Linked DNA regions of Homo sapiens: region 2 is linked to region 1. A link is a loop called in an ENCODE intact Hi-C map of the cell type or tissue named here. Cell type or tissue: psoas muscle. All regions are shown on one strand. Each heading gives the region's core, and the rest is flanking DNA. Links, peaks and the distances in the headings are about the cores only. Region 1 overlaps TNRC18 (trinucleotide repeat containing 18). Region 2 holds the start of RNF216-IT1 (RNF216 intronic transcript 1).

Region 1 (15,935 bases), core at 4,260-12,259:
CTGAATCCAGGCACGAGGGTGCCCAGCCTGCACAGAGTGGGCCTTCTAGGCTGGGGTCGCACCTGAGCCTCCCACTTTAACCAGCCAAGGCAGATGCCAGAGGGTCTGGATGAGGAGAGCCTGCCTCTCGGGACTGTCTGCCACCAGCTCACTACCTCTCTGTCCCTGAGACTTTTCTCTTTGGCCAACAAATCCTAGTGATGACCACAAACACACAGGGTGCTTACCACAGCCCAGTGCACACTCAGCTCACTTCAGCCTCAGAGCCAGCCCTGCCCGGGGGAGGGACTGTTAGGCCCTTTTTTTTGAGACAGGGTCTTGCTCTGTCGCCCAGACTGGAGTGCAGTGGTGCAATCTCAGCTCACTGCAACCTCCGCCTCCCAGGCTCAAGCCATTCTCCCACCTCAGCCTCCTGAGTAGCTGCGACTACAGGTGCACACCATCACGCCCGGTTAACTACTGTATTCGTTTTTGGTGGAGTTGGGGTTTCACCATGTGTCCCAGGCTGGTCTTGAACTGCTAGGCTCAAGCGATCGTCCCACCTTGACCTCCCAAAGTGCTGGGATTACAGGCATGAGCCACTGTGCCCGGCCTATTAAGCCCATTAGGTCCATTTTACAGACGGGAGAGCAGAGACCTGATGCCTGTGTGGGAGAGCTGTTTTTTTATTGTTGGTTGTATTTTACTTATTTATTTATTTTTTGAAATGGAGTCTTGCTCTGTCGCCCAGGCTAGAGTATATAGTGGCACAATCTTGGCTCACTGCAACCTCTACCTCCCGGGTTCAAGCAATTCTCCTGCCTCAGCCTCCTGAGTAGCTGGGATTACAGGCGTGCGCCACCACGCCTGGCTAATTTTTGTATTTTTAGTACAGACAGGGCTTTACCATGTTGGTCAGGCTGATCTCGGTTCACTGCAACCTCTGCCTCCTGAGTTCAAGAGATCCTCCTGCCACAGCCTCCTGAGGAGCTGGGACTACAGGCGCCTGCTACCACACCCGTCTAATTTTTTGTATTTTTAGTAGAGATGGGGTTTCCCCATGTTGATCAGGCTGGTCTCGAACTCCTGACCTCGTGATCCACCCAACTCGGCCTCCCAAAATGCTGGGATTACAGGCATGAGCCACTGCTCCGGCTGGGAGTGCTGTTTGAATGATTGGATGAGAGAACAGGTATCGGGTAGCCCTTTTGTTTGTGGGTGTTGTCAATGGCATGATTATTGACAAGGCGGTGCTGGAGAGAAGACATCGGCCCAGTGGACCAGGGACAGGTCCTGCATCCCTGGCCTTAGCAGGGGCAGCTGGGTATGGGGTACCTGAGTCCCTGAGAGATCTCTAATTGGCCTGGGATCCCATAGGACTCTGGGCTTAGGCAGAGAATCAGGACCCTTACCCAGCACCCTAGCACCTGCCTGCCTCTTAGGGCTGTCATTCTGTGTGCCCTTTAAAAAAAAAAAACTATTTAAATTTTTTTTTTTTTTTTTTAAATAGAGATGGGGTCACACTATGTTTCCCAGGCTGGTCTCAAACTCCTGGGCTCAAGCAATCCTCCCCCATCGGCCTCCCAGAGTGCTGGGATTAAAGGTGTGAGCCACCATGCCTGGCCTCTGTGTGCTCTCTTAGGTGACTTCTCCTCTCTCCATGGCTACCCCTTCTTTCTTTGTCCTGCAAGGTCCCAATTCTGTTTATTTTTATTTTTAAAAAATTCTGAGCCGGATGTGGTGGCTCACACCTGTAATCCCAGCACTTTGGGAGGCTGAGGTGGGTGGATCACTTGAAGCCGGGAGTTCGAGACCAGCCTGATCAGCATGGTGAAACCCCATCTCTACTAAAAATACAAAATTAGCCGGGTGTGGTAGCAGGCGCCTGTAATCCCAGCTCCTCAGGAGGCTGTGGCAGGAGGATCTCTTGAACTAAGGAGGTGGAGGTTGCAGTGAACCGAGATCCTGCCACTGCACTCCAGCCTGGGCCACAGAGTAAGACTCTGTCTCAAAAAAAAAAAAATCTGAATAGTTGAAGTCAGCACGTCCTGATGCTGGTGCTGGGCATTGCTGGTGAGGGGGTGGCCTTTGGGGAGGCGGGGAGGATCCTTGGTGGGAGGAATTCCTTCCTGGCAGCTCCTGCCTGGGAGACCCAGCAGCTGAAGATGCTGGGTCCGCTGAGGTTCAGAGAAGGCAGGTGACCAGCTTGGGGTCACACAGCAGAGAAAGGGCCTGTGTTAGGCTGAGGTTAAGAGTCCTGGCTGCAGGGTTCGATGGTCTCGATCCAAAGCCAGGCAGCTCTGCTGTATCGTCTTGGGCAAGTGGCCTGCTCTGAGTTTTCTCGTCTTTAAAGTGAGGACATTAAGTCTCTTCCTTATAGGTTGTTTTTGAGGTTTAAATGAGGATGACAGTGGCAAAGCTCTTGGTCATGTTTGGTAGGCTGTTATCGGGCCCCGCTAGTTGGATCCATTCTGATCCTCTTTCTGGGGGGGACTGGAGACCCCAGTCCCCCGTGAGGGCTGCCTGGGCCTGGAGAGAGACCCAGGGTTGGGGAGCAGGAGAATGCATTGCCCTGAGGAGCTGCTGTTAAACCTCAAGGCGCCCTGTACCAGCGGTCGGCTGCCAAAATAGTTTATTTCCAGGAGCTGGAAGGAAGCTCCTGGTGAGCAGCACGAATTGGCCCAGCCCAGCTTTTCTCTTTTCTGTTACAGGCTTCTCCCACCTGCCCAGTGGGCTGTACCCATCCTACCTCCACCTGAACCACCTGGAGCCCCCCAGCAGTGGGAGCCCCCTCCTCAGCCAGCTGGGTCAGCCCAGCATTTTCGATACCCAGAAAGGTCAGGGGCCAGGAGGAGGTAAGACTGGAGTCCGGGGTTGGGGGTGGCACAGGGGCCTTCTGAGAGGCTTCTGGGGCCTTTGGCAGCATCCAGGTAGCCCCCAGCTCTGTCCAGGATGCTGGCTTTTTTTTTTTTTTTTTTTTTGAGACAGGGTCTCACTATGTTGCCCAGGCTGGAGTGCAGTGGTGCGATCATAGGTCACTGCAGCCTCAAACTCCCAAATGATGCACCTGACTCAGCCCCCCAAGTAGCTGGGACTGCAGACACACCCCACCACAGCCAGCTGACTTTTTAACTTTTCTGTAGAGGTGGAGTCTTGCTGTGTTGCCCAGGATGGTTTCAAACTCCTGGCCTCAAGCAATCCTCCTACCTCGGCTTTCCAAAGTGCTGGGATTACAGATGTGAGCCATTGTGGCCTAAGATGCTTTTTTGAGACCTGAGTCCCTAAGACCCCCCACAGGCTCCTTGGGCCCACCCACAGCCCTGGGTGCCTTCTGGTCACACTGTCCTCTTAGGGGCCCTGCTAGGCCTTCCGGGCAACTTTGAAAACAAACCCTGGTCTCTCCTTTTACAGATGAGGAAACTGAGGCTTGGGAAGGGTAGATTTAAACTTGGTTGTAGGTATTTCCAGAGCCTGCGCTCTCTAGGGCTGGGACGCCCATTTCTTCTTGCCCTGGGGGGTGCCTTGCCTTGGTGTGAAACCTCGGGGCTCCCTGCACCGAAACCGTTTAATTTCCAAGAAAAAACACTGGGTCGAGTGCGGCTCAAGCCTGTAATCCCAGCACTTTGGGTGGCCGAGACGGGTGGATCACCTGAGGTCAAGAGTTCAAGACCAGCCTGACGAACATGGTGAAACCCCACCTGTATTAAAAATACAATAATTAGCCGTGCGTGGTGGGGTGCGCCTGTAATCCCAGCTACCGGAGAGGCTGAGGCAGGAGAATCGCTTGAACCCAGGAGGTGGAGGTTGCAGTGAGCCAAGGTTGCGCCACTGTACTCCAGCCTGGGTGAGGAGAGCGAGACTCTTTCTGAAAAAAAAAACCAAAACCAAAACACTGGGGGAGGCATGGGTTGGTCCATCCCCCTCTCAGGGGTCCGCCTCCGCCCAGGCAGGGGTGGGAGGGGAGGTGGCGCTCGCTCACTGCCTGCTGTTCCCTTCTCCGCAGACGGTTTCTACCTGCCCACCGCGGGGGCTCCGGGCTCCCTGCACTCTCACGCGCCCTCGGCCCGGACCCCTGGCGGCGGCCACTCCTCGGGCGCCCCGGCCAAAGGCTCGTCGTCGCGGGACGGTCCAGCCAAGGAGCGGGCGGGCCGCGGCGGGGAGCCGCCTCCGCTTTTCGGCAAGAAGGACCCGCGCGCCCGGGGCGAGGAGGCCTCGGGGCCACGGGGCGTGGTGGACCTGACCCAGGAGGCGCGCGCCGAGGGCCGCCAGGACCGGGGGCCCCCGCGCCTGGCTGAGCGCCTGTCGCCCTTCCTGGCTGAGTCCAAGACCAAGAATGCGGCGCTGCAGCCGTCGGTACTGACCATGTGCAACGGCGGCGCCGGGGACGTGGGGCTGCCCGCGCTGGTGGCCGAAGCGGGGCGCGGGGGTGCCAAGGAGGCTGCCCGGCAGGACGAGGGCGCGCGGCTGCTGCGGCGCACGGAGACCCTGCTCCCTGGGCCGCGCCCCTGCCCCTCACCGCTGCCCCCGCCGCCCGCGCCCCCCAAGGGGCCTCCTGCACCCCCCGCGGCCACCCCCGCCGGCGTCTACACCGTCTTCCGCGAGCAGGGCCGTGAGCACCGCGTGGTGGCGCCCACCTTCGTGCCTTCCGTGGAGGCCTTCGACGAGCGCCCGGGGCCCATCCAGATCGCATCCCAGGCGCGCGATGCCCGGGCCCGCGAGCGCGAGGCTGGCAGGCCAGGGGTCCTGCAGGCGCCCCCCGGCTCCCCGCGGCCTCTGGACCGGCCCGAGGGCCTGCGCGAGAAGAACTCGGTCATCCGCTCGCTCAAGCGGCCGCCCCCCGCGGATGCCCCCACGGTGCGGGCCACACGCGCCTCCCCGGACCCCCGCGCCTACGTGCCTGCCAAGGAGCTGCTCAAGCCCGAGGCGGACCCGAGGCCCTGCGAGCGTGCGCCCCGCGGCCCAGCCGGTCCTGCAGCCCAACAGGCCGCCAAGCTCTTCGGCCTGGAGCCCGGGCGCCCCCCGCCCACCGGCCCTGAGCATAAATGGAAACCCTTCGAGCTGGGCAACTTCGCCGCCACGCAGATGGCCGTGCTGGCCGCGCAGCACCACCACAGCCGCGCCGAAGAGGAGGCCGCCGTGGTCGCTGCCTCCTCCTCCAAGAAGGCCTACCTGGACCCTGGGGCTGTGCTGCCCCGCTCGGCGGCCACCTGCGGCCGGCCGGTCGCTGACATGCACTCTGCGGCCCACGGGTCTGGAGAGGCCTCGGCCATGCAGAGCCTTATAAAGTACAGTGGCAGCTTTGCCCGGGACGCCGTGGCCGTGCGCCCTGGTGGCTGTGGCAAGAAGAGCCCCTTTGGAGGTTTGGGCACCATGAAACCCGAGCCTGCGCCCACCTCTGCGGGTGCCTCCCGAGCCCAGGCCCGTCTCCCACACTCCGGAGGCCCTGCAGCGGGCGGCGGCCGGCAGCTGAAGCGGGACCCCGAGAGGCCCGAGAGCGCCAAAGCTTTCGGGCGCGAGGGCTCTGGTGCCCAGGGTGAGGCAGAAGTGCGACACCCGCCTGTGGGCATTGCAGTGGCTGTGGCCCGGCAGAAGGACAGTGGCGGCAGTGGCCGGCTGGGGCCTGGGCTGGTAGACCAGGAGCGCTCTCTGTCGCTGAGTAACGTCAAAGGTAGGTCCTGGGCAGAGCCCAGGTGCGGGTAGGATCTTGGGTCTCTCTGCCGTTTCCCGTACATTACAGTGTGGGCCCTTTCCCTTTGCTATTGCTAAGTCTTTATAAGTATCATTTTTTAAAATGGTCTTGAATGTTCTGTTGCGAGCATGTACCATGGTTCAGTTTTCCACTCCCTTGATGGGCATTTTCGTTTGTTCCTTCTCCGATGTTTTGTGTTCGGAACGTTGCTTTCAGTCTTTGTGTGCATCGCACCTTCGTGATACTTTCAGTCATTTCCTGAGAACAGATGGTCTTGGGAATAGACAAATATCAAACCTTCAATTTGAAGTCATCGAGGGACCTAACTGTGCCTTACCGATTCCAGTGTCCCCGGTACCTAGCCAGCCTGGGCTCTGGCACGTAGTAGGTGTTTGATGGATGAGTGAATGAGTGAGGAACAGACAGAAACTGGGGTTCCAACATCCTCACGGTCTTGATACTCAGTACTTGAGTGACTTTTTAGGTAGGTAGAGAGTTTACGTGCCTGTAAGTGGTTTATGAGTATCTGTTATATTTTGGATTCTTTAGAATTGTTTTATTTATTTATTTATTTTTGAAACGGAGTTTCACTCTTGTTGCCCAGGCTGGAGTCCAATGGCACGATCTCAGCTCACCGCAACCTCCGCCTCCCAAGTTCAAGTGATTCTCCTGGCTCAGCCTCCAGAGTAGCTGGGATTACAGACATGTGCCACCATGCTTGGCTAATTTTGTGTTTTTAGTAGAGACAGGGTTTCTCCAAGTTGGTCAGGCTGGTCTCGAACTCCTGACCTCAGGTGATCCGCCCATCTCAGCCTTCCAAAGTGCTGGGCATTACAGGCGTGAGTCACTGCCCCCAGCCTGTTTTATTTATTTTTAGTTTATAAATTATTATTTTGTTTTAGAGATAGAGTCTTGCTCTGTTACCCAGGGTGGAGTGCAGTGGTGTGATCATAGCTTACCGTAGCCTTGACCTCCTGGGCTCAAGCGATCCTCCAACCTTAGCCTCCCAAGTAGCTGGGACCGCAGGTATGCGCCACCACGCCCGACTAATTTTTTCTTTTTCTTTTTTTTTTTTTGGAGACAGAGTCTTGCATTGTTGCCCAGACTGGAGTACAGTGGTGCCATCTTGGCTCACTGCGACCTCTGCCTCCTGGGTTCAAGCGATTGTGCCTCAGTCTCCCCAGTAGCTGGCATTACAGGTATGCATCACCATGCCTGGCTAATTTTTGTATTTTTAGTAGAGATGGGGTTTTGCCATGTTGGCCAGGCTGGTCTCAAACTTCTGACCTCAGATGATCCGCCTGCCTTGGCCTCCGAAAGTACTGAATCTCCTACCTGTGTCACTTTTTTTTTGTTGTTTTTTGAGATGGAGTCTCGCTCTGTCACCCAGGCTGGAGTGCAGTGGCACAGTCTCTGCTCACTGCAACCTCTGCCTCCTGGGTTCAAGCGATTCTCCTGCCTCAGCCTCCCGAGTAGCTGGGACTACAGGTGCGTGCCATCACGCCTGGCTAACTTTTGTATCTTTTAGTAGAGACAGGGTTTCACCATATTGGCCAGGCTCGTCTCAAACTCCTGACCTCAAGTGATCCACCCGCCTCGGCCTCCCAAAGTGCTGGGATTACAGGCATGAGCCACCGCATCTGTTTTTTTTTTTTTTTTTTTTTTTTTGAGACAGACTTTTGCTCTGTTGCCCAGGCTGGAGTGCAATGGCATGATCTTGGCTCACTGCAACCTCCGCCTCCTGGGTTCAAGTGATTCTCATGCCTCAGTCTTCTGAGTAGCTGGGATTATAGGTGCACGCCACCATGCCCAGCTATTTTTTTGTATTTGTTTTTCTTTAGTAGAGACAAGGTTTCACTGTGTTGGCCAGGCTGGTCTCAAACTCCTGGCCGCAGTTGATCCACCTGCCTCAGCCTCCCAAAGCTCTGGGATTATAGGTGTGAGCCACCATGCTTGGCTTTTTTTTTTTGGATGGAGTCTCGCTCTGTCACCACGCTGGAGTGCAGTGGTATGATCTTGGCTCACTGCAACCTCCGCCTCCTGGGTTCAAGTGATTCTCCGGCCTCAGCCTCCTGAGGAGCTGGGGTCACAGGCACCCGCCACCATGCCCGGCTAATTTTGTATTTTTTTTTCTTTTTTTTTTTTTTTTTTTTTTTGAGACGGAGTCTCGCTCTGTCGCCCAGGCCGGACTGCGGACTGCAGTGGCGCAATCTCGGCTCACTGCAAGCTCCGCTTCCCGGGTTCACGCCATTCTCCTGCCTCAGCCTCCCCAGTAGCTGGGACTACAGGCGCCCGCCACCGCGCCCGGCTAATTTTTTGTATTTTTAGTAGAGACGGGGTTTCACCTTGTTAGCCAGGATGGTCTCGATCTCCTGACCTCAAGTGATCTGCCCACCTTGGCCTCCTGAAGTCCTGGGATTACAGGCGTGAGCCACCGCGCCCAGCCAGCTGTGTCACTTTCCCACCACCCTGATGCCTGCCCCAGCCGGTCCTGGGTATCTGGTGCTGGACCTCCCGCCTGCAGTGCCCTTCCCACTTCCTGCACAGCCATGTCTCCCCATCCTCTGTGCCTTCACCTCCCGGTGGAGCCACCTTGGACCGGGCCTGTCTCTGGCCGAGCTCCAGATGCTCCTGCCTTCCGGGGACGGCCCTGAAGTCTTTGGATTTTGAGTTGGGAGGTGGGGCTCTGTCAGGCTTGTCTTGGAATTCTCTTCATCCAGCAGGGCTGGCTCATGGTGAGCGATGCTCAGTGAGTGTTTGTTGACTGACTGAATGAACACACTGCTCTGTGTGGAGCTCCTGGAGCCAGGGAAGCCCCGCTACACTCTGACCCTGGGGCTTTGCATGAGAACCTGCCTTATTCTGGGACAGAAGGAGGGAGGGGCCAACAGCGCTTGGATTGGAGGTGGCCAGCTTGGTGATGGAAAAAGGTCTCCTGCTCAGAGGTTTGGGGCTGTGGGCCCCCCTGGGAGGCAGGAGATCTCTTTGAGCCTTTCTCTGGAAGGATCCTCCCGTCACATGGGGTGGCACCTTTGTTGGGGGCTCACGGTCACTGGAGTCCATCTGAGATCCCAGAGTACCTGTCTGTGCCCAAGAGGCTGTGCGTGTGTTTGTGTGGGGGAGGGGGACATGCGAATGTGAGGGAGGGAGGGAGGGTGTGCCAGAGGTTTGGGATGAGATGTTTGGGGATTTATCTGAAGCTGCTCTTCTCTGTTGGTGCTGATGTTTGAAAAGTAGGTGACTGGTTGGGGGCTGGGTATGGTGGCTCAGGCCTGTAATCCCAGCACTTCGGAAGGCCAACGTAGGAGGATCACTTGAGCTTAGGAGGTTGAGGCCAGCCTGGGCGACCTAGCAAGACCTTGTCTCTACAAAAAATAAAAATAGGTTGGGCGTGGTGGCTCACGCCTGTAATCCCAGCACTTTGGGAGACCGAGGCGGGTGGATCACCCGAGGTCAGGAGTTTGAGATCAGACTGGTTAATGTGGTAAAACCCCGTCTCTACTAACTAAAAATACAATATTAGCCAAGTGTGGTGGCACATACCTGTAATCCCAGCTACTTGAGAGGCTGAGGCAGGAGAATGGCTTGAACCTAGGAGGAGGAGGTTGCAGTGAGCTGAGATCGTGCCATTGCACTCCAGCCTGGGCAACAGAGCGAAACTCTATCTCAAAAAAAAAAAAAAAAAAAAAAAAATCACCCGGGTATGCTGGTGTGCCTGTAGTCCCAGCTACTTAGGAGGCTAAAGTGGGAGGATAGTTTGAGCCCAGGAGGTCAAGGCTGCATTGAACTATGATTGCACCACTGCGCTCCAGTCTGGGCAACAGAGTGAGACCCGGTCTCTAAAAGAACAAAAAAGTAGGGGGCTGGATTCTTTCTCTCCTTAAAAAAAAAAATCCCATAAGAAGTGGTCATTTCTCTCTGGGCAGTCCAGCCTGAGTGCTGAGCCACTTTGAAAGGAGGGAGGAGAGAGACGCCCTGGGACGCCTGTGTCTGGGCAGTTCCCCCAGCTGAGGACAGTCGGGTTGTCACACTGGTCTCCTGGGTTCTCGCCCCAGTCTCTTGCTTTTTGGAGCGAGCCCTCTGCCTTTGTCAATGGGTTTAAGTCCAAGCTCTGCCCTTTGTAGCTACGTAACCTTGAACAAGAGCCTCGAGCCCTCTGGCCTCTGGGGGCGGCTCATCTGCTTGATGCTGGGTGGGCTGACGGGCACATAGTGGGTGCGTTATAAACGCCTCTCTCTCATCTGCTCATATTCAGGCATTAGGGTCTTAGAATGCACCTGCCTGTGCAGGGGAGCCCTGGGTCTTCCTGTTCTCACATAGGATCTAGGTCTGGCCTCAGGGGGCCTTGGACCTTGAGATGGATGAAGGACAGGCATTACCTACATTTGTGAGCCCCACGCAGTCAGAGCCCCCATGCCCAAGAAGCTAAGAACGATAAGGGGCATCCTTGCCAGATGCGGCGGCTCATGCCTGTAATCCCAGCTCTTTGGGAGGCCAAGGTGGGCAGATCGCTTGAGCTCAGGAGTTGGGAGACTAGCCTAGGCAACATAGTGAAACCCCGACTCTACAAAAATAAAAATAAAAATAAATCATCCGAGCATAGTGGTGTGGCATCTATAGTCCCAGCTACTGGGAGGCTGAAGCAGGGAAGGATCACCTGACCCCAGCAGGTCGAGGCTGCAGTGAGATCGCACCACTGAGCCCCAACCTGGGTGGCAGAGTAAGATCCTGCCCCCACCCCAAAAATAGAAAGCAATCGTTGCCGTTGAGCCAGCAGCCCGTATGAACAGACAGCTCCATGAGGTCTCCTGTGAGGGCGTGGACCTGTGCAGAGGAGGGGCTGTTACTCTCCCCATTCAGATGGGGAGACAGGCCTGCAGGGATGAGGCAAGGCTGAGCGGGGAGCCCTGAGCTGAGTTTTGTCTTTCCTACCTCTTCACTGGCCCATCACCTCTAGGGTGGGGCCAGGTCTGGGAGGGAGGGGCTGTGGGGATGTCCCCACCTCCAGCTTCACAGGGGGCGGCTGGGGGTGCAGAGCCGGGTGTACGCCATGGTGTTGGTGACAAGCCTGCTGGGGCCTCTATCCAGTCACTCCCCCCCGATCCGCTTCCCCGGACCCCTGGAGAGCAACCCTATCTGGAACTGCTCAGAGAGAGGCCAGGAAGGGGTTGCCATGGGAACGGGGCCTCTGCGTGAGCCTTGGGTTCCTAATGGCTGCGATGTGGGGCGTGTGACCTGTGAGTGGAGTCGTTAGCGCTGCAGACTCGGGGGCTTTTGCTGCAGGACACCCTCACCCCACCATGGGCCCTGGGCTGGGGCTGGGCCTCTGGGCGGCCTGCAGAGAGGGGGCGGCAGTGACGTGGCTGGAGAGGGCCCTGTGGCACTCCCTGTGTGGGGCCGTGTATGTTGGTGGTCAGCAGGGCCGACTTGGACGCTGATCACAGCCATGACGCCTCCATGTTAGTCTTGTGACTTGGGCATGTTTCTTTATCTCCCTGTGCCTCAGTTTCCTCATCTGGAAGATAGGGATGAGGGCTGGGATCTGCCTCCTGGGTTGATGGTGATTGAATGAGTTCATGTTTGCAAAGTGGCCTGGGGCCCTGCTGGGCACAGGGACAGCCTTTGTTTATTTATCCACTTTATTTTATTTTTTATTTTTATTATTTAATTAATTAATTTATTTATGAGATGGAGTCTCACTCTGTCGCCCAGGCTGGAGTGCAGTGCTGTGATCTTGGCTCACTGCAACCTCCGCCTCCCGGGTTCAAGTGATTCTCCTGCCTCAGCTTCCTGAGTTGCTGGGATTACAGGCACCTGCCACCGTGCCCAGCTAATTTTTGTATTTTTAGTAGAGCCGAGGTTTCACCATGTTAGCCAGGCTGGTCTTGAACTCCTGACCTTGGGTGGTCTGCCCACCTTGGCCTCCCAAAGTGCTGGGATTACAGGCGTGAGTCACTGCACCCGACCTGAGTTTACTTTTCTTTCTTTCAGTCTTTCCTTCTTTCCTTTCTTTTTCTTTTTTTTTGGAAACAGGGTCTCACTCCGTTGCCCAGGTTGGAGTTCAGTGGTGCAGTCATGGCTCACTGCAGCCTCGAGGACACAGACAGTGAATGATCAATAAGCAGAATAGCTGTGTATAGTCAAGAGAACGTGATGGAGCAGAGGTGGTCAGGGAGGGCTTCCTGGAGGAAGTGGCACTTGAAGCTGAGCTCTGATGGTGGAGGTCCAGGTGGTGGGAATGGTGTGTGTGTGGCCCAGAGGTGGGGAAGGGGACAAGTGTGACATGTGCAGAGAGGGTGGGGCATCCTCGAGAGGCCGGCCAGGTCCCCACTTGGGCCTGTGGGGTGACAGATAGGACCAGGATTAGAGCGGATGGAGGGCCACAGAGTGAGGAGGGTAGAGGAGGGGCCCGGCCAAGCGCAGGGGTGGGGGACAGAGGGCTCACTATCTCTCTTCAGAGGCCAACCACATTTGCAGGGAGCAACCTGGGGCTGTGGCCCTTGAGGCCCTGAGGGTGGCAGGTGCTCTGATATGGGGCTGGCCAGCAGACTGGCTTCTGTGGCAGGTGGCGCTTGGGATGGGAAGCCCCTGAGACCATTCACAGTGACAGCCGGGACAGTCGGGGGGACAGAGGGCTTGGGGCAGCCCAGGCTGCACTCTAAGTGCCTGCCTCTTCTGGGGGCACGGGGAGAGCCCTGTGCTCAAAGCTTGTCCCAGACTCCAGGAGGACCCAGGGGGCGTGAGGGTGGCCCCCTCAGGTGGCTGAGCCTCTGGGATTCTGTAAGCTGGGACGGCTGTCTCCCCTGGGAGAAGGAAGCTTGATCTCATGACTCGATTTCTCAGCACAGCTGTGGGACTCTGGAGTGGCCCTCCGTTGCCCCAGTCCTGCCTGAGACCTGTCACTGCCCTTCTGGGCCTCAGTTTCCCCGTGAGGTCCACAGGCAGGGCCCCTTGCAGTCCTGACTGAGGGGTGCATGGTGGGCTCAGCTTCTGCTTTGATACAGGAGCTACGTTGATGTTGGAGGTCCAGGTAGCCCTGGAGGCCCGTGTCCAGGCGCCCTCGTCAACACGCTTCTCCCCGTGCCGGGCTGCCCGGCTGTCCCTCCGTACACTCGGTCCTGCAGGCGTCTGGGCCGGCATGGCTGTGCCCCTCTCTGGGTTCCTCTCTTCTGCTTCTGGGACTGGTGGGTTCCCACCTTCCTGCAGGGAAAGGGAGATGCTCTGTGGCCTAGGCTGGAGTATGGTGGTGTAATCACAGCTCACTGCAGTCTCCACCTCCTGGGCTCAAGCCATCCTCCTGCCTCAGCCTCCTAAGTAGCTGGGACCACAGGGGCATGACACCATGCCTGGCTAATTTTTTATGTTTTTGTAGAGATGGGGACTCACTGTGTTGCCCAGATTGGTCTCAAACTCCTGGGCTCCAGTGATCCTCCCACCTCGGCCTCCCAGAGTGCTGGGATTACAGGCGTGAGCCATTCTGTCGGGCCTGGGGTGCTGCTTATTAGGAGCTCCTGGTATTTGGGGGTGTGGGAAGGGAGAGATGAGAGGAGAAGCTTGATTCCAAGTTTCCTCACCCATTAGGGTCATGGCTGTGGGGCCGCTGTAGACCCCAGTTAGGACAGCTGGGTGGGGACCTTGTCTCCAGCAGAAGGATAGTTTCTCTGTGCTGGCGGCTGATCCCCTGACATTGCAGCTGGCGGTGCTGGACTGGGCCCTTGGGGGTGGCTGATGGCCGGGGTCTGCCCACAGTAGCGCTGCGTAGGAGGACCTAGCTCCCAGCCCACCCCTCTTCCCGGAAGCCCTGGGAAGGCCGGCCCCAAGGGGAGTATCAGCCGTGCCTCCGCCTGTGCGAATGGCACCTGGGAGCCGACGGGCAGGTTTTCGAGCTGCACACCTGGTAGCCTCTGCCGTGGGGCTCAGCTTCCTCCCATTCCCGGGCCTTCACCTGTCCGGTGTGTCCCATCTCTGGCTCATGGTGTTGAACACTCAAAGAGGGGCCAGGGCAGGGTGGCAGGGACAAGGAGGTACCAGGAGGGCCAGACGGGGCTCCTGCCACTCCGCCGCTCCCTGTCCCCTCTCCTCTGGTGACCATCCATGTGCCAGGCCTGGGACTCAGGGGCTGGCTATAGGGAGGGACAGGGATGGGTGAGCCCGGTAGCATCTCCCACTCAGGGGGCCAAGGCCACCCCCTCCACCCAAGTGGATAATGTTCTTTGGGTTTACTTTTCTATCTTGATTTTTTTTTTTTTTCTTTAGAGTCTGGGTCTCGCTCTGTCACCCAGGCTGGAGTGCAATAGTGCAATCATAATAGGGAGTCACTGCAGCCTCGACCTCCCCGGCGCAAGAGATCCTCCCACCTCAGCCTCACGAGTACCTGGGACTACCGGTGCATGCCACCATGCCCGCCTAATTTTTGTGTGTGTGTGTTTTTTGTTTTTTTGTTTTTTTTTTTGACGGAGTCTTATTCTGTCTGTTGTCCAGGCTGGAGTGCAGTGGTGCAATCTCGGCTCACTGCAACCTCTGCCTCCTGAGTTCAAATGATTCTCCTGCCTCAGCCTCCTGAGTAGCTGGGATCACAGGTGCGCACCACCACGCCTGGCTGATTTTTGTATTTTTTTTAGTAGAGACGGTGTTTTGCCATGTTGGCCAGGCTGGTCTCGAACTCCTGACCTCAGGTGATCCGCCCCGCCCCCCCCACCCGGCCTCCCAAAGTGCTGGGATTACAGGTGTGAGCCACCTCGCCTGGCTAGCCATGTGTATTTAAACTGTCTTGGGACACACAGGCCTGCGTGGTTGGGACCACAGTCTGGCTTCATGTGGCCCAGGTCCGGCTAGTTTTTGGGTTGTGTTTTTTTTCTCCATTTGGACTCTGCCCTGTCCTCACCAAATCCCCAGCTCAGAATCTGCCTTCCCGTCATTAAAATAGCATTAGTGGCGGGGCTCGGTGACTCACGCCTGTAATCCCAGCACTCTGGGAGGCTGAGGTGGGTGGATCACGAGGTCAGGAGATCGAGACCATCCTGGCTAACACGGTGAAGCCCCGTCTCTACTAAAAATACAAAAAACTAGCGGGGCGTGGTGGTGGGCACCTGTAGTCCCAGCTACTTGGGAGGCTGAGGCAGGAGAATGGCGGGAACCTGGGAGGTGGAGCTTGCAGTGAGCCGAGATCGTGCCACTGCACTCCAGCCTGGGCGACAGAGCGAGACTCCATCTCAAAAAAAAAAAATAAATAAATAAAAATAAAATAAAATAAAAATAGCATTAGTAAGTGCACCCGGCCTCACGTTTCATTGTTATGTGACAAGTTTTATGACATTTTCTTACAATATCCCTGGCTGTTGGCCTAATTATCGCCACGGTTGTCTGTCTAGGGGACATAGACAGGCCTTTTGGATGGGGGATGACAGAGCGGATGGATGATTTCTGGCCCTGAGGAACCCCAGTTGGGGTTTGGGGGAGCTTGATGCGTCATAAGGAAAGATGTTGGGGTGAAGGCACTACACGGATGGCTGTGCAGGACCGTCGGGGCTCTGGGGGGCCCAGGGAGGGGTGAGGGCAGTGGGGCCAATGGGTCTGGGATGGGCTCGGTGCTGGCTGGGGGCTCACTTCCACCTGGCCCCCTGCAGGGCACGGCCGAGCAGATGAGGACTGTGTGGACGACCGGGCCAGACACCGGGAGGAACGGCTGCTCGGGGCACGGCTGGACCGGGATCAGGAGAAGCTGCTCAGGTGAGGGTGTCGGGGGATCCTGAGGGTCTAGGGGGTATCTAGGAGCCCCTGGGGGTGAGGGGCAGCTGGATGACCCCAGGTGGGCTTGGCCCCTCGACCATGGATGCTATGGTACTGAGAGCGGGAGTCACTCTGGTCCTCAGCATCGGGCCAGCCCTGCCCAGGCCAGGTGGCCCCACTGCCCCTACAGTGAGTGTGGAAGGCCCCGGGAGGCCCTTCAGTTCCGAGCAGTGGTTGTCCTGACTCATGGCCTGGTGGCAAACAGTTCCTTGGGGCAACCCCGCTTCTCCCTCTCGTCCCCTGGGCTGTCCGAGCTGTCGCTGACACCTATGATCCTCCTTCCAGAGAGAGTAAGGAGCTGGCTGACCTGGCCCGCCTGCACCCTACCAGCTGTGCTCCTAACGGCCTGAACCCCAACCTCATGGTGACGGGGGGCCCGGCGCTGGCGGGCTCAGGTCGCTGGTCTGCCGACCCCGCAGCCCATCTGGCCACGCACCCCTGGTTGCCCCGCTCGGGCAACGCATCCATGTGGCTCGCT
Region 2 (15,935 bases), core at 5,087-13,086, 290 kb before region 1:
GCTCACTTTGTATAAATGTAAAGGATAAAGCTGGTAAATACATGCGCCTTTAACTTTTTTCTTCAAAACCTAAGCATGAAACACAAACTGCTACAGGAAGGCTTGACAAGAGGGGAGTTTTTGCTTTTTGTTTATAATAACTTCTGTATTTCTTAGCACATTCAGTATGTGTTCTTCTTTTCACTAGTGTCAACAGAGATACGAACATTTAAATTTTTTTAAAAAGCTTTAGGATAGAAAAGAGGTGTAGCTGGGCAATTTCCTTTGACATGCGGTTTGTCTGAAATAGAGCAGCCCCTTGTTTATGATTTCCAGATATGTGAGTCTGTTTTTTTATGTACAGGTTTTACCTTGGCTCAATTTACTGTCTAGTTACATTTTAACAGCTTTCTACTCTGCTTTTTCTCTCAATATAAAAGTAATCGAAAGAAGACTAATCATTTTTGAAATGCTTTCAGTTTTACACAGTTCTGTGCGTGAAAGCCTGGTGTCCCCACCAGCCAACTGTGGGAATCCAGGACATAGAGCAGGAATAGCTGCTGCTTATTTACTGCTCTAATTACCTCTTCGGTTCCATTTGCGGTCGCTAGTTCCTTCCATCAAGCAAAGTGAAAATTGTCAAAACGGCTGTTTTTCCCTCCTGGAAAACAGAAAAAAGAATATGGCAAGATGTTAACTGTGGCATGACAGTCCGGGATTCTGGACACGACCTACATAATCTTCCTTGTATCTCTTTGTGACTTGGTTTCCTCATCTGTAAAATGGTGAGATCATGATCTCTGCCTCACCCACTGGGTTGTCTGAAGATTAAAGGAGGGGATGTTTGCAAAACTCTTAGCACCTTTAAACTTAGGTCCTTGGAAATGCTAGTGGATTCACTTATCTTCTCCTTCCTTAGATGCTTGGAAAGTAAGACACTGGCATTTCTGTCATTCTTGATTTCCTGGTCATTTGGGGGCACTTAATTTCTCTGTGTTGGTTTCCTCCTCTGTAATGAGATCTGTTAATCTCAGGATTTCACAAGGGGCAGGCAGAGAGGCTTGTCACAGCCTTTTAGAACTAGAAGAAACTTAAGATGTCATTTAGGTCCACAAGTGCCAATATGAGAGTCTTTCTACAGTATCTTTGTCCAAAAGTAGATGTGAGTGGACTCTTTGGTTTCTGAAAATCCCACATCATGTCCCCTTAATTTCTTTTCTTTCTTTTCTTTTCTTTTTCTTTTTTTTTTTTTTTTTTTTGAGGTGGAGTTTCACTCTTGTTGCCCAGGATGGAGCAGTGACGCAGTCTCAGCTCACTGCAACCTCCGCCTCCCAGGTTCAAGTGATTCTCCCTCCTCAGCCTCCCAAGTAGCTGAGATTACAGGCGCCCGCCACCATGCCCAGTTTATTTTTGTATTTTTAGTAGAGATGGGGTTTCACCATGTTGGCCAGGCTGGCCTCAAACTCCTGACCTCAGGTGATCTGCCCACCTCAACCTCCCAGAGTGCTGGGATTACAGGCATGAGCCACCGTACCTGGTCTTCCTTTAATTTCTAGATTTTGATTTTGAACCTGGTGTTTCTATAACATTCACTTGACTGTGGTGATGAATCCAATTAGAATAATCAGGGCTCTGCTTTTATCTTTTAAGATAGGGATCCCCAGTCCCCATCCCCAGGCCACACAGGAGGTGAGCACTGGGCCAGTGAGTGAGCATTACGACCTGAGCTCTGCCTCCTGTCAGATCAGCAGCAGCATTAGAGTCTCAGGAGCGTGAACCCTGTTGTGAACTGCTCATGCAAGGGATCTGAGTTGCACACTCCTTATGAGAGTCTAATGCCTGAAGCCATCTCTCCACGCCCTGTCCGTGGAAAAATAGTCTTCCACGAAACTGGTTCCTAGGACCAAAAATGTTGGGGACCGCTGTTTTAAGATCTTCTGTAGGTAATATGTCATTGCCGCAAATAGCGCTACCTTTGAAAGCTTGTTTGACAAATCTTCCAAACCCAGCTCACATGTATTTAAAGAAATAGTTGACAAGTGCAGTTCTAAGTGAGCCTCACAATTTAGAACATCAGTTTAGGAACACTGGCGTGCATTGTACAGATTTGGCTTCCCTGCCTCAGCTTTCCTAAAGGCACTGATGGTTAAGCAGCACTTAACCAGAGAACAGATAACATTCAGACTCTTAAGCCACCACTGTGTGACTGTCCGCACATCATTTACTCTGACTTTCCTCATCAGAGAAATGGGGATCCTGTTTTCTGTCCCAGCCCCCTTCAGGGTGGTTGTGAGAAGCAAATGAGGCCGCAACAGGTAAGGGCTCTTTGACAGAGGTGTCAGAAGCCCCCACAGAAACCACGTGGCAGCAGTGGTGTTCTTGAGAGTTTGGAGAAGCACGCTCCATTTTTTTTTTTTTTTTTTTTTTTTAATAACAGAGTCATACTCTGTCAACCCAGGCTGGAGTGCAGCAGCATGATCTCGGCTCACTGCAACCTCTGCCTTCTGGATTCAAGCGATTCTCCTGCCTCAGCCTCCCGAATAGCTGGGATTACAGACGTGCATCACCACGCCTGGCTAATTTTTGCATTTTTAGTAGAGACAGGGTTTCACCATGTTGGCCATGCTAGTCTCGAACTCCTCACCTCAGATGATCCGTCCGCCTCAGCCTCCCAAACTGCTGGGATTACAGGTGTGAGCCACCGCGCCCGGCCGGAATTTTTTACATCGTTTTCTACAAGGTCAGTACATAGAAATGCATTATAGTGCTCCAAATATAAAGAATTCACATACTGAAAATGTTTTGCTTTTGTCCAGCCTTCTTAACATACATATTTAATTACAAGGCATGAGGATTAATGGGGCTTTGAATATTTAAAGCTCTTTTCCCAAGATGAATTTGATTTAGCTACTGAGATGGGCATCTGCAGTGCTGGTGACTTGCCATGTGGCTGGGAGTTTGAGAGCAGAGGAGGTGAGACCAGGACTGATGTCAGGTTGGCTTCTGGTGTTTTACTTCCTTTTCCACTATGCCCCCTCCCCTCTCACTTTTAGCTCACCGCTTTGTCTTTTCAGTTTGCTGAGGAAAGAGGAAAAAGTAATAGAATTTGCCTTGATGTAGTTCACCGTGTAGCTTGCTGTTTTCAAAGTTGTAATGTTTAGTGTGCATCCCTTAGTGTCTTGGAAAGTAACAGAACAATTTCTATAGCCCTGCCCTCCCAACAATCCTCCCTTACACCCTGGCTTCCATCCCAGGGCTTCTGTGGGGAGGAGGAGAGAACACAGGCCAACAGAGCATGGACCCAGAAAGGGGCCTCCTGACATTAATCACGTTTTATTCATGGAATTCTGAAGATGGAGGAGATCAAGAGGCTCTGGAGCAAAAAGGAGGAGATGGTTTTGTTCGTGCTCACTGTCTCCAGCTACCACAGCCAGGGGAGCTACCTCCATGCCCACCCATCCGTGGTGGACATTGTACATGGGCAGCCCAATCACTGGAGGCCATGAGCCTCCAGTGAGGTAGAGAGGCAGAATAAAGAGTGAGCCACCAGGACCCAAGATGGCGGCTTGAGGGCAGGCAAGACGCTGCCTTCATCCAGAGCGTGGCTCACCATCAGCAAGAATCCTGGGCACTCTCTTCACCCCTCCACCTATGCTGTGTAAAGACTGCTCAAATCTGATACCCCCTGCACATCCTGAAGCCTGTGGGGTGACAAAGCTACAGACTAACACCCCACCCCACCCCCAGCCCCCCATGCAGGACTCCCAAGCACCCTTTCCTTCTTGGGGAAAATTTTACTGACCTCTCTTTTCATCACCTTAAAAATGTGAGGCATGTCATTTGGTTTACTAGAGGAAAGAACTCTGTAAAGGTAAAGTTTTGTTTTTCCTAACTATATGTGAGGTGCCTTGAAGAAGACATTGCTTGAACACCCACTGGAATTGCTGCTAGGGTGTTGTTCAGGTATCAGTCAAGTTCCTTTTTCTCACTAGCAAGGGACAGCCACCACAGCCTGAGTGGAACTGGGAAAGCTACGTGGCTACATGGGATGGGCTTTACTGCCCCTGACATCAGCCAGACTTGATTTCCAGCAACCCCAGGGAACATCGAACTGCATGGGGCCAGGCCCAGGAGAAGCCAGCAGCTGGTGCTTCCTGGAATAGGCCAGGGCTGACAAACTCCAAGAGGAGCCTAAAGATCAGCATTTGTTTTAATGCAGAGGCTCGGCTTAGAAGGCCCAGCTTGTGGGCCAGGCGCAGTGGCTCGCACCTGTAATCCCAGGACTTTGGGAGGCCAAGGCAGGTGGGTCACGAGGTCAGGAGATCGAGACCATCCTGGCTAACACAGTGAAACCCCGTCTCTACTAAAAATACAAAAACAAAAATTAGCTGGGCGTGGTGGCGGGTGCCTGTAGTCCTAACTACTCCGGAGGCTGAGGTGGGAGAATGGCGTGAACCTGGAAGGTGGAGCTTGCAGTGAGCCAAGATCACGCCACTGCACTCCAGCCTGGGTGACAGAGCGAGACTCCATCTCAAAAAAAAAAAAAAAAAAAAAAAAAAGAAGGCCCAGCTTGTGGAAACACTGGTCCCACCATCACAGACCAGTACCTGATACTGCCAGACCAAATCAACTTGCTGCTGCCTTGGTCTTCACACATCCCGCCACAAGACCCCTACTGGATCTTGCCCTTAACTTAGCAGTAGCCAGCCTTCTCACCAGACACAAGTGATGCCCGTCCCTATTCTCTGTGCAGGCTGGAGAATTCATGTGGTGTTTATCTTTTTTCTGTAATGATGGCCATAGCAACTAGGCTGTAAATTCTGCTGGGCTTATCTTGCACTTTTAACAGGTTTTATCCATAGACACTGATGATAATTGTATGGCTCATTGATTATCTACTGCTGTGCTGAGCACTTTAAAAACAGTTGTAATTCCTAATCCTCACAGTAACCCTGAGAGGAAGGTGCTGACATTGTCCTCATTCTCCTTGATGAGGACACTGAGGCTCCAGGTTAAGTGTGCACTCAAAGGGGTAGAGCCAGGATTGCAACTGGCACCTCTCTCCCATCACAAAACTTGGAGAACATCTTACCTGTTCAGAGAGTTCTGATGAGGTGGTTAAGTCATGATGCTATGTGCCTGTGGCCTTGGTCTCTCCACATGGAGGATGGGGGTGATACGGGACCCACCTCAGGATGTGGTGAGCAGTCTGGCAGCACCACTTAGATATAGACACCTCTGGGCACTGTTGCAGGAAAATAGAGTTGGAAGCTGCAGTGAGCCTCCAACTTGTGGATTGTACCACTGCACTCCAGCCTGGGTGACAAGAGACCCTGTCTCTTTAAAAATAAAACAAAATCCAGCAAGGTCTTTTGTTTCCCCTTTTTTTTTAATGAATAAACAAAGAGGCCAGGAGCTGCTAAGGGCTACATAGATTCCACTGGCCCTGTCTTCATTCCTTCTACCATGTGATGCTGCATTTCTAGCTTGTGGTCTGGTGTCTGTTTTTTGTTTGTTTGTTTGTTTTTACCATATAATTATAATCATTGCATACATACAGTGTTGTGCCCTGCGGTTTTGTTTTTTGTTTTTTAACTTAGCATGACATAGCACTTTCTGCATTCTTAAGGAGTTTGTGACCCCGTCATGGGAGGTTGTCATTCCATCACACAGATTTATGTTGGTTTACCTATGCTTGCTCCTGAGTTGGAAATGTAGAATTTTTTTCTGGTTTTGATGCTACATTAACGCAATGCAAAGCTTTATATGTAAAGCTTTTTCTTTTTTAGAATTATTCCTTAGAATAGATCCCTAGAGTAGGACTCTTGATTCCAAGAGAATCCATTTGCTTAAGACTCTTGGAGCACAGTTTCAAATTTCTTTCCAAAAGTGTTGCACATGATTATTCTAACTCTATTACATGCTACTTATTTAAAAGTAAAAATGTCAGCCGAGCGCAGAGGCTCACGCCGATATCCCAGCCCTTTGGGAGGCTGAGGTGGGTGGATCATTTGAGGTCAGGAGTTCAAGATCAGCCTGGCCAAAATGTTGAAACCCTGTCTCTACTAAAAATACAAAAATAGCCCGGCATGGTGGTGGGCACCTGTAGTCCCAGCTACTCGGGTGGCTGAGGCAGGAGAATCGCTTGAACCCAGGAAGCAGGGGTTGCAGTAAGACAAGACCGCGCCACTGCACTGCAGCCTGGGCAACAGAGTGAGACTGTCTCAAAAAAAAAAAAAAAGAAAAAAAATGAAAGTAAAACTGTCATCTCTCCTTTAGGCCAGAGATTGGCTGCTCCAAGCTAAGTAGTAACATGTGCTCCATGGCTGCCCTTTTAGAGGGACGGGTGTGAGGGTAACCTGGTCAAGTAGCCTCTGAGGTGATTCCAAAGGATTTCAGAACAAGATAGGGATTTTTGGAGTCTAGATTTGAGAAAAAGTCAGTGTGGGCTGGCACGTAGGTACAGAATCTGCCAACTTTGCAATTTAGAAAAGGGGAAAGAAAGCCAACGGTTTTTCCTAGCAGCGTGGGCCCGCATGGCCTCAGGTGCCTGTGTCTGCTGAGTGGACAGGTCTGCAAGCATTTCTCCATCATCCCCACCCTGAGAAGAGGCAGCAGCCGGCCACAGAAGTGGCACACACAGAGCCAGAGTGCCAGTGGGCTGTGACCCATTGTCTAAGGTTGCTGTGGCACAGGGAGATGGTCATCTTTGTAGCATTCTTTAGAAAACCACTGGGGGTTACCACCCTTAGGGGCTACACAGATCCCGTCTTCATGTTGAACTTGCTTTTGAATTTGGCCTTTTCACCTCCTATCCTCCTTTTCTGGGTGTTTCCCGTTTATGTAGTCAGGATTGAGGGATGGCTGTTGATGAGATGCCATGGCCAGTCAGTAAGCCGGAGTGTTGAAGCTGAGCAGTGTGGTTTCGCAGTGTGGTCTGGTAAGTTGCAACCAGTGAGGCTTGGGCCAACATACCAGACAGAAAACTATCCCCAGTTGAGGAATGGGACTCGTCCTTGACACTTCCTAAGCAAGAACAACATTGAAAGGTTGTCAGTGTGGTCAGTGGGTAGGGTTAATCAAGGAGGAGGAAGACACTGTCCTTGGTGCTACAGGTCCTGCCTAGCCCTAGAGGCTTGAGAACACCCCTTGGAATAAACTAGAGAGGGAGGCACACTGGGTCAGGGCTACAGATTTCCTCCCAGAAGCTTAGAAGCTGCTGGGGACTTGGTAATCCACAGTTGTTTCTGTGTAGCTATAAAATGTGACGTGTTTGGGGCCAAGGATGACTTTTCTCTTTCAGAATAAAGTTTGTATTTTTTCCTAAAACAGGTAAATGATGGGAGATGAAACCAGATGATAATTCAGATTCTGGCCCTAGGTAATTGCTTGGATTTCCTGAGGTAGGGAGGTTCCTACATTAGGCATAGTATGAGAAACATTTAGGGTGCTGCTAAAGGCCCAGGTGGCTCTTCAGTGTCTCTGAAGAACCACAAACGATTCAGGACTTGTCCAAATTATAAGCAAGAGGCTAGGCGTTCAAAGAGCCAGGGACAAGCTGTTGAGGTAAGAACACAGGAGCTGAGACCCCAGTGTGGGAAGGGTCTGGGGTATCTGCGGGGTATGGCTGGAGGCAGCAGCATGAGAGGGAGTGAGGGGTGGGATGGCCTGAAGTCCAGGCTCTCCGCCATGGCCCAGCCAGAGGGGATCTAGGCTGGGTTTTGGACCCAGATAGGAGTGGGTTAGATGTGAGGTGCATTTTGGAGGCGGAACAGAAAGGACAAGCTGGAATGAGTGGGGGTAAAGAGAAAGGAGGAATTGGGTTTTGTTGCATGAGCAGCCAGTGGGTGGCTGTGTCCTTCAGGGATACAGGGGAGCCCAGGGGCCAGAAGTGGTGCTTCAGACATCTTTTGTCTGGGGTGCCTTTTAGATATCCAAGTAGAAGTGTTGAGTGCTGGGCGCGGTGGCTCACACCTGTAATCCCAGCACTTTGGGAGGCCGAGTCGGGCAGATCACAAGGTCAGGAGATCGAGACCATCCTGGCCAACATGGTGAAACCCCGTCTCTAGTAAAATACAAAAAAAATTAGCTGAGCATGGTGGTGCGCGCCTGTAGTCCCAGCTACTCAGGAGGCTGAAGCAGGGGAATCGCTTGAACCCGGGAGGTAGAGATTGCAGTGAGCCGAGATCGCACCACTGCTCTCCAGGCTGGCGACAGGGCAAGACTCCGTCTCAACAACAACAAAAAAAGAAGTGTTGAGTAACCAGTGAGCTGACAAGCCCACCACGTGGAGGACTCGGGTAGGAGACTTGGGCTTGGGGGAGTGGATCGCATTCTATGATGACAGAGCTAGCTGGGGGCAGGGCGGGGGACAAAGGAACCACTTCCCTGTTGGACCTTGAAGGCTGCATTAGAGCATGAAGAGACTTCCGGAAGAGGACACAGAGTGTTAAAGTAGAGGGGAGCGTGTGTTTCCAGGGCGAGCTCTGAGGAGGCTGGAAGCTTCAGGGCCAGCTCGTGGGGGAGATGTCCCTTGTGTGAAGAACGTGGACTTCTTCCTGATTGCAGCAGGAAGTCTATCCATGGTCATTAAACAGGGTAGTGAAATGATCAGATTTAGCTTGTCACATGATTATTCTGGTAGCAGAGGACTGAGGATGTAATGATCCCAGCAAGAGACTCCCAGGACCCTAAGGGACTCGCTGTGCATACAGGGTCCCTATTGTGTTTCTTAAAGCCGACTGTGGAGCCGCCTGGCTCACCTGCCCAGGGACTCTGGCCGCTTAGCAGAAAGGCGGGTGAGGGACCTGGAGGAGCATGATAGTCTCTCCTGCTGAGGGTCTAAAGATGCTCATTCCCACAGGGCCAGTTGTTAGAAATGCAGGCACTCACACAGATACGCTCTTCTCTCAGTGGTGCCTGCCTTTCTTTTTTTGTTTAATTGTTCCTTGCAGTAGCACATTCCATGGGAGATTCCATGACAGGGCTATTCTCTCGATTTCAGTGGTTTTGATTTTGTGTCTGTTGTCATAGCGCCTGGAGCTAAGCCTTATCAAATAATTGCACATCTGGTGATCACTTAGGCTTCCAGAAATGTGAGGCAGGGAGGACCCTCAAGGGACTCTGGTCAGCACTCCTACTGCTGAGAGGCTTCACCGCATTCCCCCAGACTCACCAACAGCCTCGTTACACTTGTTACGGTGTGTGTGCACCAGTGCGCTCAGCGCCTGCATCCTCACAACCCAGCCCCTTGTGAGGCTGGCCGGACCACAGCTTGCCCTGTTCTGCACCATTCTAGGGCTGAAGGATTTGCCCAAAATATGTCACTAGATGGTGACAAACAGGCCCTTAGTCCAGTGCCTTTAGCAGGGGCTGGCTGGAGCAGCATGGCCATGTTCAGATGCCTGTCCCACCACTTGTTAGCTGTGTGCACCGCCCCCCCGCCACCGCACCACCACCACCCCTACCCGAGGGTGACAGGATCCTCCTGAAAAGTCTGTTAGGAGGATTAAATGACTTGATAACTAAGATGTTTCATCCATAAGCACTCAATAAATGGTAGCTGCTGCTGTTATTCATTCCACTGTATCTAATCTCTGTACTCTTAAATTTTACAACTTTACTCAATAACTTTTAAAATATTCTACACTTGTGGCTCCCATAAATTTCCTCTTTGCTCTATTGAGGCCATTTCTAGTCCCTGTGTGATCAGGGTTATTGGAGAGCAACTGATAAACCAGCCATGCTCCCCACTTCCTCTCTAGGAGCTCGGCCTCCTCAGCTTGTCTGCAGACCTTTGCCTCTTAATTTATCCAGTCCAGCTCTCATGTCTTCCCTGATGAAGTGGAGTCGAGAAATCTGCTCCGTCACCTTCTGTGTGAGGAGCAGCCTCTGCAGCTTGTCCCACTGCTGTAGCTCTCACAGTGCAGGGTTTCCTGGAAGCGTGCTTGGAGGGTAGCAGGCCCAGGAGGCACAGTTGTGACTGGAGCCATGGCAGAGCAGCAGTTGATATTTGTCACTACGAGTGCCGGCCTCCTTATAAGCACTCCTTTTATAGATAGGGAAGCTGAAGCTGGGAGAGGTGAGGTCACTCACCTGAGGTCACTTTAGTAAGTAGCCATGGTGGACTACTCAGGCGGGCCCAGAGCCATTTTCCTGACCACCAGGTCATGTGGGGACGCCAGGTGGCATGAATCTCTGAATCTCATTTTTCTCTGCGCTTGGGGAGGTGGTAACGTAGGTCAGTCCTTGGCGATGGTTAGTTCCCTGCCCAGGGCCTGTCAGCCTTAACATTCTTCTGATCCTGTTTATGAAACGCAGGTAATATATTGACATTGCAGAAGCTCAGAGAACATAATTGAAAGTCTTGTAGATGGCAGTAAAATGGGAAGATTTTTCAGACTGGTTTTCTTATTGGTCTGGTGAGGAGCTAAAAGTTACAGCAGGCGGTCAGCAGAGGGCCCCAGAGCCTCAGAAGTAAACCTAGATTTGGGCACATGCCTGAGTATTGGCAAATTTATGTAGCCGGGGCCCTTTGGCTCCACAGTGGGGCGTCAGGCATTGGAGTGCACATCTCTGAACTGGGAGGAAACCTCAGTACCACCAAGACGAAGACAGGTGTGTAGGAGAAGGTAGAATACCAAGAACAGTCGCAAAATCTGGTTACCCCCTGGAAAGATCACTGTGGTCTTACTGCTCCAGTTAAGAGTGTGGGTGTGTAATAACAGGGCTGGGGCTGTGTATGTAAACCAGGAACCTGGAAGAGAGCAAAGAGCTGTTTTTCTAGCTCCCTTACATTCCAGTATCCTCCTTCCCCTGATTCTACTGGATTCTGATTTAGTTACTCTAATGGTCTCTGCATAGACAACCCTTCCCCTTGGGCAGACTCTGATTCCTAGGATTTCCTGAGCAACACTCCCAGGACTCTGCACAGGAAGTGGAGAATGAGGTCAGGCCAGGACTGGAAGGGGATTCACCTACTCTCATAGCGATTGAATGGTAATTCCAGACCTGTTCTTAGTCAGTTCTTTCCAATCTGAGGATGCTAACACAAATATAAAAGACAGACAAATGGTTAAGCCCAAAGTGCTTAGGATGGTCCCTTTGTAAGGGTTTGCCATTATTATAATTTACCAGAAGCCATATAAGTGGCCTTTCGATATGGCTTGGATCTTTTATTTCATTTTTTCTTCTAGTTTTCCTTTTTGTTTTCCTTTTATAGAGGAAAGCCTGAGAAAATGGCAAGAAAACCAAAAGAATATGGTTCTGTGATTAGTAGTCCAGTCTTACAATGGAGATAATTTACCTAGTGCCCACCTTTAGTGAACGCAGATGGCATTGCCCAGACCACCCATACAGTAGAGCATGTAACATCCAGAAGCAAAAGACAACAGCAGATAGCGACTCCTTGGCTGATGTTGCAGAAGCACGTGCTGAGCAGTCTCTAAATCACATGTGTTTGCTCTAAAATTAACACCTGGACAAATTAGAATTAATGCCATTAGAAAATGAAATCACTTCTGTTTTCCACACTATGTAAACCATACGTCAGAGTGCCCTAAAAACAAGGGAGATGTATGTGGTCTGTAGTGGTATTTCTCTTAGGTCAGGCCACTAGTTAGTTCTCTTACGAGGTTCGTTTCATGTGGTTGGTGGGTTTTGGTTTGGTTTGGCTTTTAAGGAACAATAACCCTTCCCTATGGGAAATAATGGGCCTTGGATGAGGTTATGTCCAGTGTTCACTGGTCCCATTTTGAAGTGCCCCAGCTGGATGCACACCTGGTCATAGACCCAGGGCCAGCCTTGAATCTAGCCTGGGACAATGACCAGAGAGGAAGTGCTTGGAACCTGAGTCCAGTGGCTTTTCTGTGTCGTGGCTCAGGTTGCACTGTATGTTTAGGAGTTTTCTTTCTCTCCCAGTTGTTAGGCCGGAAATGCCATTATTCCTTAAGAATAGGGGCATAGGGGGCCCAGACTTTTCAGCCGGAAGCTGCTCCTCCCAATTGTGTGTGTATTCCCCTGTGGTGCCCCTCTAATGTCCAGGTATCTTTTGTGTGCCAGGAGCCCCATGAGAGCTGTGTTGGTCACACAGCCAGGCAGACAGGACGGACGGGAGACTGTGAGGAAGCAGAGGCCACTGGCTTGGCCTGAGTACTCAATGCAGGTGCAGCTCGGTGGGGTTCCCCAGCGACAGTTCTCACAGATGGGGCTTGACTTGGTTCAGAATCATACTTTTTGCAACTGCCGTCAGCACTTTTAAGGGCAGCTTTGTTTTGTGTTAAAAGTTTGCATAAAATTATAAGGTATATAGCTGGAGAGAAAGAAATTTCTTTGGCATGGAAAGAACTTGAGGCTGGCCGCGGTGGTCAATGCCTCCCACTTTGGGAGGCCAAGGCGGGCCGATCACTTGAGACCAGGAGTTCAAGATCAGCCTGACCAACATGGCAAAACCCTATCTCTCCTAAAAATACAAAAAAATTAGCCGGGCCTGGTGGCATATGCCTGTAGTCCCAGCTACTTGGAAGGCTGAGACGAGAATCACTTGAACCTGGGAGACGAAGGTTACAGTGAGCCGAGATCGCGTTGCACTCTAGCCTGGGCAACAGAGCAAGACTCTGTCTCAAAAAAAAAAAGAAAAAAGAAGAGGGCCAGGCGCAGTAGCTCACGCCTGTAATCCCAGCACTTTGGAAGGCTGAGGTGGGCGGATCATCTGAGGTCAGGAGTTCAAGACCAGCCTGACCAACATAGAGAAACCCCGTCTCTACTAAAAATACAAAATTAGCCAGGCATGGTGGTGCATGCCTGTAATCCCAGCTACTCAGGAGGCTGAGGCAGGAGAATCTCTTGAACCCAGGAGGCGGAGGTTTCAGTGAGCTGAGATCGCACCATTGCGTTACAGCCTGGGCAACAAGAGCGAAACTCCACCTCAAAAAAAAAAAAGAATTTGAATAGAGTTAGCGCTATAGGCTTCATGACCTTGCTCCTTTGTTCGTTTGTTTGTTTGTTTGTTTGTTTTGAGAGGGTCTTGCTCTGTCACCCAGGCTGGAGCGCAGTGATGTGATCCTAGCTCACTGCAGCCCGACCTCCTGGGCTCAAGCAATCCCCCTGCCTCAGCCTCCTGAGTAGCTGGGACTGTAAGTGGGCACCACTACACTCAGCTAATTTTTTTAAATTTATTTTTCGTAGAGGGTGTCTTGCTTTGTTGTCCAGGCTTGTCTCAAACTCCTGGCCTCAAGTGATCTTCCTGCCTCAGTGTTCCAAAGTGCTGGGATTTACAGGCATGAGCCACTACACCATGCCAAAGTCACACCTCCCCTGTCCCCTGGGATATGGCCCAGGAAAGCCTGTCCCCTCTGGGGCTTCTAATTCTTGTCTGTGCAGAACCTAGCGTGTGTGCAGAGGGATAAGAATTGAATGAGGTGATGTCTGTGAAGTGCCCAGCATAGTAACTAGCATACAACAGACTGTTAGTAGTTGGTACCTTATTTGAGCGTTCCAGAATCACTACATTGTTCCCTGCCATTATTTAAAATAAAAAATTCACCTTTTAAATTGTGGGAGCTCTGCTTTAGTTACATATGAAGCTGGCTTTTCAGCAGTTGCCATTCTGTACCGACATTTGCTTTATATATATATATTGTTTGTTTGTTTGTTTTTTGAGACAGAGTCTCTCTCTGTCGCCCAGGCTGGAGTGCAGTGGCGCGATCTCAGCTCACTGCAACCTCCACCTCCCTGGTTCAAGCAATTCTCTTGCCTCAGCCTCCCGAGTAGCTGGGATTACAGGTGCGTGCCACTATGCCCAGCTAATTTTTGTATTTTTTAGTAGAGATGGGGTTTTGCCATGTTGGTCAGGCTGGTCTTGAACTCCTGATCTCAGGTGATCTGCCAACCTCGGCCTCCTAGAGCCACATTTGCTTTAAAGACCCCCCGCTTTGCACAACTATAAATGAGTGAGTGTCACCTCTTTTTGGACTAGTCTCCCCAGGAATTCCCAGCTGACTTTTTTCATTTGTTTTGTTTTGTTTAGTTTTGAAACAGAGTCTCTGTTGCCCAGGCTGGAGTGCAGTGGTGCGATCATAGGTCACTGCAGCCTCGACCTCCTGGGCTTAAGTGATCCTCCCACCTTGGCCTCCCGATTAGCTGGGACTACAGGTGTGTGCCACCACACCTGGCCTTTTTTTTTTTTTAAGAGATGTAGGGCTGGGTGCAGTGGCTCACTCCTGTAATCCTAGCACTTTGGGAGGCTGAGGCAGGCGGATCATGAGGTCAGGAGTTTGAGACTAGCATGGCCAATGTGGTGAAATCCCATCTGTACTAAAAATTTGAAAATTAGGCACAGTGGCTTACGCTTGTAATCCCAACACTTTGGGAGGCAGAGGTGGGTGGATCATGAGGTCAGGAGTGTGAGACCAGCCTGACCAACATGGTGAAACCCCGTCTCTACTAAAAATACAAAAATTAGCTGGGCGTGGTGGTGGGTGCCTATAATCCCAGCTATTCAGGAGGCTGAGGCAGGAGAATCGTTTGAACCCAGGAGGCGGAGGTTGCAGTGAGCCGAGATAACGCCATTGCACTCCAGCCTGGGCGACAAGGCAAGACTCCGTCGTAAAAAAAAAAAAAATTGAAAATTATCCAGGCATGGTGGTGCACACCTGTAATCTCAGCCACTCAGAGGCTGAGGCAGGAGAATTACTTGAGCCCAAGAGGCAGATGTTGCAGTGAGCAGAGATCATGCCAGTGCACACCAGCCTGGGCGATAGAGCAAGACTCTGTCTCAAAAAAAAAAAAAAAAAAATGAGAGAAAGAGAGAGATGGAGGTCTCTCTATCTTTCCTAGGCTGGTCTCAAACTCCTGGGTTCAGGTGATCCTCCTGCCTCAGCCTCCCAAAATGCTGGAATTACAGGTGCGCACCACTGCACCCAGCTAATTTTTTAATTTTTTTGTAGAGACAAGGTCATGCTGTGTTGCTCAGGCTTAATATTTTTATTTGCTGTGATGATATGGGGTGTTTTATTCTCCAGATCTAGCCAAATGGAGAAATTCCTTGCAGACCCTCATTCTGGGCTGTGGTCTTGGCCTCCTGCACTTGATCCTGCAACTTGCTCTCTTCCCTGCATACTGCCCCACGTGACAGGTCAGCTTTGCTGTTCTTCACATCACCCCCAGTTGGAACCTGCAGTGGCTTCTAGAGCCTTTGTCACTCTTGTTAGTCTGGCCCCTTCTTCTCTTCTCGCAAACCAGGCCAGTCCCCCACCTGCCTGCCTGTTCTTGTAGATGCTTTCTCCCACAGAGCTATCTCCAGCCCACTCCATTCTGTCGAGCCTGTTCTTGAACAGCAGCTCCACTGACAGGGCCACGCTAATTACCGTAAGCAGGCAGGGTAGATAGGTGGGCGGGGAGAGGCCATGCTGTACACCTTGTGGCTTCATAGAAGAATCTCAATAACCACTGACTTCCCCCGCTTGGGGTGGTGCTGGTGACCAGTGCGGTACTGCCCGCAGGTGGGGCATTTGGTGTTGTAGAGGACACATTGGTCTCCGGAGGTCCAGAGAGTGGTGGGAATGCCCACACCGTGCACATAGGCCCCCACCACCCTGAGTCGATGGAGAGATGGATACACCCTGCCCCTGCCCCGTGTCTCTTGTTAAGACACAATACATCTATAAACCGCAGATCCTGAGCTGTAGCCAGGACATCTCAGTACTTTTTTTGTACATTTTCCAATTTCAAGACATCCCCCTTGGTCAAACGATAGAATCCAGTAGGGCTCCTCAGCATTATCCTGGGAGTGTGCTGCCTGTGTCCCTGTGTCCTAGAAAGCCCCAGCTCCTCGCCTCCCAGTGCTCTACAGCATCCTATCTTGAGTCCTCCCTCATATCCATCCTCTACCTTGCGCTGCTCACCAGGAAGACCACAGCAGCCTCCTCACTGGCCTTCTCTGTTCCAGACTCATGCTC

What was found. Hi-C counts contacts between places; a loop is a spot of excess contacts. Peaks named below come from ENCODE experiments on the same cell type or tissue, not always from the same donor. Only the 100,000 strongest peaks of a DNase experiment are listed, where the experiment ranks them.
Region 2: a loop joins it to region 1, with 2.1 times the contacts of the local background. A loop is called at or near these places in 4 of 110 quality-filtered maps.

The regions. Positions count from the first base shown.
Region 1 is chr7:5,377,384-5,393,318 of GRCh38, reverse strand. TNRC18 (trinucleotide repeat containing 18) reads left to right here. Exons shown (of 30, transcript NM_001080495.3): 4 at 2,691-2,834; 5 at 3,983-5,647; 6 at 15,295-15,397; 7 at 15,743-15,935. Among named protein-coding and RNA genes, the nearest start is that of TNRC18-AS1, 34 kb to the left of the region's middle. RefSeq lists enhancers at 10,366-10,929, 10,930-11,494. In psoas muscle, for the core only: no CTCF peak of the experiment used is centred there; no DNase peak of the experiment used is centred there.
Region 2 is chr7:5,672,698-5,688,632 of GRCh38, reverse strand. All of the region lies in intron 13 of RNF216 (ring finger protein 216), which reads left to right. RNF216-IT1 (RNF216 intronic transcript 1) reads left to right here and starts at 8,172. Exons shown (of 3, transcript NR_046834.1): 1 at 8,172-8,279. RefSeq lists a silencer at 2,926-3,005 and enhancers at 5,928-5,977, 6,108-6,157, 8,111-8,170, 8,271-8,370. In psoas muscle, for the core only: a CTCF peak has its summit at 10,424 (motif pointing right); DNase peaks (open chromatin) are centred at 8,312 and 10,472; H3K27ac peaks cover 436 bases.